Regions from separate parts of the Homo sapiens genome. Here region 2 is linked to region 1. Evidence: read pairs that join two places in POLR2A ChIA-PET (ENCODE). Cell type or tissue: Panc1. All regions are shown on one strand.

What was found. Peaks named below come from ENCODE experiments on the same cell type or tissue, not always from the same donor. Only the 100,000 strongest peaks of a DNase experiment are listed, where the experiment ranks them.
Region 2: POLR2A ChIA-PET joins it to region 1 with 11 read pairs; 6 of 35 experiments call an interaction of 5 or more read pairs at or near these places.

The regions. Positions count from the first base shown.
Region 1 is chr19:14,046,334-14,050,333 of GRCh38, forward strand. It overlaps IL27RA (interleukin 27 receptor subunit alpha), which reads left to right. Exons shown (of 14, transcript NM_004843.4): 7 at 1-4; 8 at 97-285; 9 at 2,648-2,749; 10 at 2,823-2,981. Among named protein-coding and RNA genes, the nearest start is that of PALM3, 14 kb to the right of the region's middle. In Panc1, CTCF peaks have their summits at 2,414 and 2,658; a DNase peak (open chromatin) is centred at 2,418.
Region 2 is chr19:14,110,744-14,114,743 of GRCh38, forward strand. All of the region lies in intron 1 of PRKACA (protein kinase cAMP-activated catalytic subunit alpha), which reads right to left. SMIM46 (small integral membrane protein 46) reads right to left here and starts at 1,733. Exons shown (of 1, transcript NM_001414411.1): 1 at 1,581-1,733. The coding sequence starts at 1,733. The coding sequence ends at 1,581. RefSeq lists an enhancer at 2,188-2,875. In Panc1, no CTCF peak of the experiment used is centred here; no DNase peak of the experiment used is centred here; H3K4me3 peaks cover 211 bases; H3K27ac peaks cover 1,055 bases.

The DNA of each region.
Region 1 (4,000 bases):
TTGGGTAAGAGACTGTGACCTTCCTCAGCTCGGTGCCCTGGAGGGGTGGGAAGTGACTTCCTGAGTGGGCAGCTGAGACTTCTCTCCACCCTCCAGATTCAGCCTCTGCCCCCCGTAGCGTGGCAGTCAGCAGCATCGCTGGGAGCACGGAGCTACTGGTGACCTGGCAACCGGGGCCTGGGGAACCACTGGAGCATGTAGTGGACTGGGCTCGAGATGGGGACCCCCTGGAGAAACTCAACTGGGTCCGGCTTCCCCCTGGGAACCTCAGTGCTCTGTTACCAGGTGAGGCCCTGGGACACCTGGGTCTCCATCCCCGCTGTTAGAGCAGACGGATGGGTGGACTTGTAAGAGGGAGTGCTATGATTAAAGTAGCGTGATGGCCGGGCTTGGTGGCTCATGCCTGTAATCTCAGCACTTTGGGAGGCCGAAAGGGGCGGATCACCTGAGGTCAGGAGTTGGACACCAGCCTGGCCAACATAGTGAAACCCCGTCTCTACTAAAAATACAAAAATTAGTGGGGCGTGGTGGCACATGCCTGTAGTCCCAGCTACTCGGGAGGCTGAGGCAGGAGAATCGCTTGAACCTGGGAGGTGGAGGTTGCAGTGAGCCGAGATTGCGCCACTGCACTCTAGCCTGGGTGACAGAGTGAGACTCAGTCTCAAAAAATAAATAAATAAATAAATAAATAGCGTGAATTCACACAAGACTTTTTTTTTTGCTTTTTGGAGGCAAGATCCCACTCTGTGGCCCAGGCTAGAGTGCAATGGTGCCATCTCAGCTCACTGCAACTTCCATCTCCTGGGTTCAAGTGATTCTCGTGACTCAGCTTCCCGAGTAGCTGGGACTATGGGAGCGTACCACCACAATCGGTTAATTTTTTTTTTTTTTTTTTAAGTAGAGACGGGGTTTCACCATGTTGGTTTGGCTGGTCTCCAACTCCTGACCTCAAGTGATCTGCCTGCCTTGGCCTCCCAAAGTGCTGGGATTACAGGCATGAGCCACTATGCCCAGCCTAACTTTTCTTTTTTTTTTTTTTGAGATGGAGGCTGGCTCTGTCACCCAGGCTGGAGTGCAATGGTGTGATCTCAGCTCACTGCAGCCTTCACCTCCCGGGTTCAAGCGATTCTCGTGCCTCAGCCTCTGGGGAGTGACTGGGATCACAGGCCCCCACCGCCATGCCCAGCTAATTTTTTTATTTTTAGTAGAGACGGGGTTTCACCATGTTGGCTAGGCTGGTGTCAAACTCCTGACCTCAAGAGATCCACCCGCATTGGCCTCCCAAAATGATGGGATGACAGGGGTGAGCCACCATGCCTGGCCCTTTTTTTTTTTTTTTTTTTGGAGTCTTGCTCTGTCGCCCAGGCTGGAGTGCAGTGGTGCGATATCGGCTCACTGCAAGCTCCACCTCCTGGGTTCACGCCATTCTCCTGCCTCAGCCTCCCGAGCAACTGGGAGTACAGGCGCCCGCCACCACGCCCGGCTAATTTTTTTTTTTTTTTGTATTTTTAGTAGGAACGGAGTTTCACCATATTAGCCAGGATGGTCTCGATCTCTTGACCTCGTGATCTGCCCTCCTCAGCCTCCCAAAGTGCTGGGATTTCAGGCATGAGCCACCGCACCCGGCATTTTTTTTTTTTTAAGAGATGAGTCTCACTCTGTCAGCCAGGCTGGAGTGCAGTGGCGTGATCTCAGCTCACTGCAGCGTCGACCTCCATGGCTCAAGCAATCCTCCCACCTCAGCGCCCTGAGGAGCTGGTATTACAGGCATGCGCCACCAAGCCCAGCCAGTTTTTGTATTTTTTGTAGAGGTGGGGTTTCTCCATGTTGCCCAGGCTGTTCTTGAACTCCTGAGCTCAGGCAATCCACCTGCCTTGGCCTCCCAAAGTGCTGGGATGACAGGCATGAGCCACGGTACCTGGCAAGAAATCTTTATAAATAAATAAATAAATAAATAAATTAATTAATTAATGAACTTGGAAGAACTGTGAAGATGTTGGGTAAGAAATTTAGGACACAGTCCCAAGACCCACAAGGATATATGAACCAAAGAAGCGAAGGCCCAATTATGGAAAATTCCCAGTTGGGGAAGGCTATGTGGATGTGATAGGGTTTAGGGGAGAGAGTGCAGCACCCTCAGCTACCATGGTAGGTGCTGTCAGTTGCCTGCTCATATCTGTTTGACCACCTCAGAGGTTTTAGGCCTCTCTCCCAGCTGCCCACACTTGTTTCCTGGCCTAAGGGCTTTTTCTGGTCACTGAGGCATTTTGCCTGCCTGAGAAGCAAGATGGAAATATTGAGAAGAGCCCTCAGGAACAGCCCTCAGCATGACTAATGAGGCTTGGTGGATAAATACCCCAGCTCCGTCCCCCTGAGCTGGGCTGACTCTGCGATGCCTGCTCTCTGCTGGCCCCTAGAGGTCCCCCATGGGACTGCGTCTCAGTTGTCCACAGTGAGAACCTGTTCCTTCCCCATTTCACTCCCCTACTGCCCTATTGGGGTTTTCTGGGATTACCTCCTAGATAAATGACTTACAGTCAGATCCTTATCTCAGGGTGTCCTTCTGGGGACCCCAGTGAAGACACCTAGGAAATGAGCATGGGAAGGAGAGCCAACTCTAACTGGTCTTTATTTCTTTGTCACTCAGGGAATTTCACTGTCGGGGTCCCCTATCGAATCACTGTGACCGCAGTCTCTGCTTCAGGCTTGGCCTCTGCATCCTCCGTCTGGGGGTTCAGGGAGGAATTAGGTAAGAGTGGGGCTGGAGGATGGGGGGGCTTCTGTAACCCAGGCCGACCTTGACCTACTGCCTTCCTCCCCAGCACCCCTAGTGGGGCCAACGCTTTGGCGACTCCAAGATGCCCCTCCAGGGACCCCCGCCATAGCGTGGGGAGAGGTCCCAAGGCACCAGCTTCGAGGCCACCTCACCCACTACACCTTGTGTGCACAGAGTGGAACCAGCCCCTCCGTCTGCATGAATGGTGAGCTTCCCTGCCTGCTGACCTGTCCTCCCAGCCCCCACAAGACCCACCCATCAGTCAGCCCCACCCCTTGTCCCCACGTGGGCCTCTTTGGCCCAGGGACCATACATGGTGTCCTCAATTCCCTCTTGGCTATCAATGTAACGAGCTTTCATTCGGCCATTAAAAATGAGGATGCCAATCTATATTTATTGACATTGAAAGATGCTTGTCATATTTTATTAGTGAAAAAGATAAAAGGATGTTAAAATTCCGTGGTATGGTTCCATTTTTTTTTTTTTTTTTTGAGACAGAGTCTCGCTTTGTCACCAGGCTGGAGTGCAATGGCACGATCTCAGCTCACTGCAACCTCCGCCTCCCAGGTTCAAGCAATTCTCCTGCCTCAGCCTCCTGAGTAGCTGGGATTACAGGCGCATGCCACCATGCCCGGCTAATTTTTGTATTTTTAGTAGAGACAGTTTCACCATGTTGGTCAGACTGATCTCGAACTCCTGACCTCGTGATCCACCCACCTCAGCCTCCCAAAGTGCGGGGATTATAGGTGTGAGCCACTGCGCCCGGCCTATATATAATTTTAAAAATATATATAGAAGGCCCGGCATGGTGGGTCACGCCTGTAATCCCAGCACTTTGGGAGGCCAAGGCAGGCAGATCACTTGAGGTCAGGAGTTCGAGACCAGCCTGGCCAACATGGTGAAACCTCATCTCTACTAAAAATACAAAAATTAGCCAGGCATGGTGGCACAGCCTGTAGTCCAGCTACTCAGAAGGTGGCTGAGGCACTAGAATTGCTTGAATCCGGGAGGTGGAGGTTGCAGTGAGCCAAGATCATGCAAAGACAAACTAAATAATATCTAAGCAGTGTATGAGATGGTGATAAGTGCTGAGTAGAGAATGAAGCAAGGGGCTGGGCAAGGTGGCTCACACCTATAATCCCAGCACTTTTGGAGGCCGAGGTGGGCAGATCACCTGAGGTCAGGAGTTTGAGACCAGTCTGACCAATATGGTGAAACCCAGTC
Region 2 (4,000 bases), 64 kb after region 1:
CTCACCCTGTGGGGTGGGAGCTGCTGTTATTCCCACTGTACAGAGGAGAAGACTGATCAGGTCTGAGGTCACTTGCCTGCCCCCACATCCCATGAGATTAACTACTTCACTGCCAACTCAGCCATTGGTTTCAGTGCTGAGTCCAGTGCACCAGGGTGGCCAATGTGGACAGAGCTGCCTTCAACCCCCTGATGTTCCTGGGTTTGCTGCCACCGAGGGGCCCTGTACACTTGCCCTTTGGCATTGCTGGTTATCTGCCTGCCAGTAATCCCACATGGCCTTGTGGGGAGCCACCCCCACTACCTGTCTCCAGAGCTTTCCCTCAGCATTCAGAGAGAAGAGCCCTCATGGAGCTAGAAAGTGGTAGATGGTGGCTGGGTGCAGTGGCTCACGCCTGTAATCCCAGCACTTTGGGAGGCTGAGACAGGCAGATCACCTGAGGTTGGGAGTTTGAGACCAGCCTGACCAACATGGAGAAACCCTGTCTCTACTAAAAATACAAAATTAGCTGGGCGTGGTGGCACATGCCTGTAATCCCAGCTACTCAGGAGGCTGAGGCAGGAGAATTGCTTGAACCCGGGAGGCAGAGGTTGCAGTGGGCTCAGATCGCGCCATTGCACTCCAGCCTGGACAACAAGAGTGAAACTCTGTCTCAAAAAAAAAAAAAAGAAAGTGGTAGATGGCAGATGGAGAGAGACCGTGGCCAAGAAGGCCCCACAATAAATGACCAGGCGGAGAGGGGATAGGCAATGAATGGCCAGGAGTCCTAGATGGGTGCCTGGCTGGGCCACCAACTAGCCCAGGGGCCTGAGCCTGGGGGTCACACCAAATCCAACACTTTCACTAGCAGAACCTTTGTTTGAGTGTTTTATTTTGTTTTGAGATGGGGTCTTGCTATGTTGCCCAGGCTGGTCTCCAACTTCTGGCCTCAATGGATTCCCCCACCTTAGTCTCCCAAAGTGCTGGGATTACGGGCATGAGCCACTGTGCCTGGCTTCAGTCATAGAACCTTTGTGACAGAAAACATCTTCCTTGGAAACCTCCAAATAATCCACACAGAATTCAGCAGTGGGTGGGGAGGGTGGAGGGTGCCCTCTTGGGATTCTACCTTCACCCACACAAGAAGGCAGAGAGGTGCCAGGCTTGAAGGGAATCCAAAAGGTCTGGTCCGTTTTCCCTTTGCTCTTAGCAAAAAGGAAAGAATTGCTGAATCCTGCACCTCCCCGACTCGCTGAGCTCCCAGCCCCTGGCTGTCCGCTGGTGCCCCACAGAGTCGCTCCACAGGGTGCCTTGCTGTTAGCATGGCCCTTCTCTGGCCTCTCAAAGGACCAGAGCGCCCAGGCTCTGTCCCCTCTGGTGCCACTAGCCCTGTTAGCTTGTCAGATTTGGGGATGGGGCATGGGGGAGGCCAGTGCCAGGAGGAGCAGGCAGAGAGAGGGATGATGGGGGGGAGGGGCAGGTAACCTCAATCAAGAGGCCCCACACTCACCTCTGCTTCCTGTCTCTTCCAGGAAAGGGTAGAATAAAGGGTGGGTGGGATGGGGTGATCTGGCGGCCTTCTGCCCCCTGGCCAGGGAGGCTCAGGGTGCTGGCTGTGGCTTAGGCCCCCGGAAGGTGCGGTGCAGGTAGCCCAGGAAACGTACAGCCAGGTGGGCCCAGAGGAGCAGCTGCAGCCACAGCTGGAAGGTGGTCTCCAAGTCCCCACCCTGGCTGCTGCCTGATCCCAGATCCATCCCCAGCCCCCTTGGGCTCTCCCTGGAATCTTCCTTTTGCTGAGAAACCAGGAAAACGCAGAGCCTCTAAGTCAGCTTCCTTGGGATGGCCTCAGGGGACCAGGGAGGAGGAGCTGGTTGCCACAGAAGCTTTTAAAGGTACCTGCTCCAAGCTAGCCAAGGTTTGCAGAGGGCTCCCTTGGCAGGAGGCAATGGGAAGATTCTCCCGAGGGTGTCCCTCTGGCTGGCCTGCGTGCCCCAGGGCGGGGCGATAAAACTAACTTCCCTTTCCACGGACTTCACTGCTCCCAGGACGCCAGGCCCTGCCTTCCTCAGTGGGCACTGGACTGTGCAGAGGACAGCGCCTGATGTGCCCAGAGCAGTGCCCACTGGGCAGAGGGGAAAGAGTTAAGGTTCAGGATCAGGCAACAGCCAGAGACTCCTTAGGGGCTAAAGAGGCCCCAGAGCTCCCTTAATTCGCTGAAAGAACAGCTGGAGAGAAAGGCTTGGGGCGGGGGGCGACAAGAGCCACCCTGCCTCCTCCCCTGAACTCCCTTTCAATGTGGAACCCCCAAATCCTGCTATCCTGAGAGAGAAAATGGGTATATCTGACTCTTTTGTTTTGCTCCTATGCGGGGGTGGAGAGGGGAAAGGCATCCCGGGATGTCCTTGGCCTCTCTCAAACCTTGCCCTGTGCTTGGCTCTACTCTCGGCCATGAAAGTCCAAACCGGAAACGAGCGGCTAAACCCAGGGGTGGGGGAGGGGGAGGCAGCCTTGACCATCTTCCTCCTTCTTTCCAGATCCCAAAAGAAGCAGAGGGTCAGTGGCAGCCTCTTTGAGTGTGCCCGGCATCCAGGACCCCTGCTAGCAACAGGAAGTGGCAGAGGATGGTAACCCAGCCAGCTGCTGGCCTGTACAGCCTGCCGCCCTGCCCACATCTCCCACACGGGGGGTGCCAGCTCTCACTCTGGTCCAGATTCCATTTGGGTTCATAGGGAAAACTCCTTGACACCCCTTGAAAAGCCAGGACCACAGCAGAAAGCAGAAATCTAGAAACTCGCCCTGGGAATGGGGAATTGCAACAGCAGAATATCAATTTGGGCAAGGGGCTTGGGGTCTCTCTCGGAAGGAGCCCAGCCACAGAACCCCCTTCCTCCGGACAACAATCTCAGACCTTCTGCCCTTTTGAAATCTGGCTGTCCTGGGAATTCTGGGGCAGGAATGCCCAGCCTGGGCTGGGCCCCCTACTCGAGGCTGGCTGATTCCTCCAGTGGAGCCTGGATTCCCTGCTCTGGGCTTACCTAAATGACACAACTCTGAGCTGGACCCCAACACTGGCTGGAACGACCCCCATTCTGAGCTGGACCCCAACACTGGGATGGCTCATCCTACAGTCTGAGCTGAACCCCAACACTGGGATGGACCACTCCACCACCCCTCTCTGAGCTGGCCCCCTGCCGGGTGGACCATCCTCCCTTGTCTGAACTGGGCCACCGATCCCCTCTCTCTTCCCCAGGCCGCACAGCCCGGGGCTGTACAGGAGGCGTTTCCAGGGCCAGCCAGGGGTTCACATCCTTCTTCTCTTCGCCTGTGCCCCAGACCCCGCTGCAGCCCCTCCCTGACTTAAGGGGCAGAGTGTGCCTAGGAAGTTGCTATAGTAACAGGACTCAGCCTCACCATCGCTGGAGTTGGAAGCCATCACTCAGTCCTGTTCTCAGGGCACCGGCACTACGGTGGCTGGGAAGGCTCATGAGACCTGCCGTGTCTGTTCGGCTGTCTGTCCCCAGAACCCTGCCTGCAGGGGGAGCTAGGGAGCCGTGGGGTGGGAGCAGGAAGAGAAACCCAACCCAGAGGCCACTGGGTGTGGAGGAGGGACAGATAGGGCCCTCCGAGTTTCTGTAGACGCGGTTGCGCTAAGGGGAGAGCTGCCTTGATAAGACCTCTTGGGCACCCATACAACTGCCAAGGCACAGAAGGTGTTTGGCCGTCTTAGGCATCCATAGGATGTTACACGGCACTAGTTCTTCCCATCTAGGGTCTTCTTGGGGGGTGCTTTTCTCTCTTTGCCAGGATCTGCTTGTGTCCTGGGGATCGGGGGCTCCCTTTTACTAGCTCTGCCCCTTCCCCTGTGGGCCAGCTCCCAGGGGTATCTTCAGCCAGTGCCAGCCACGACCTGAGCCCCACTTGGCTGTCTGACCTGGGCGCCTGCCCCCTGGGGCCGCTGCTCCCTCTCCATTCTTCCAACTTGGCCAGAGCCTGGGCCTTAGTCTTTTTTCTTGGCCCTCTC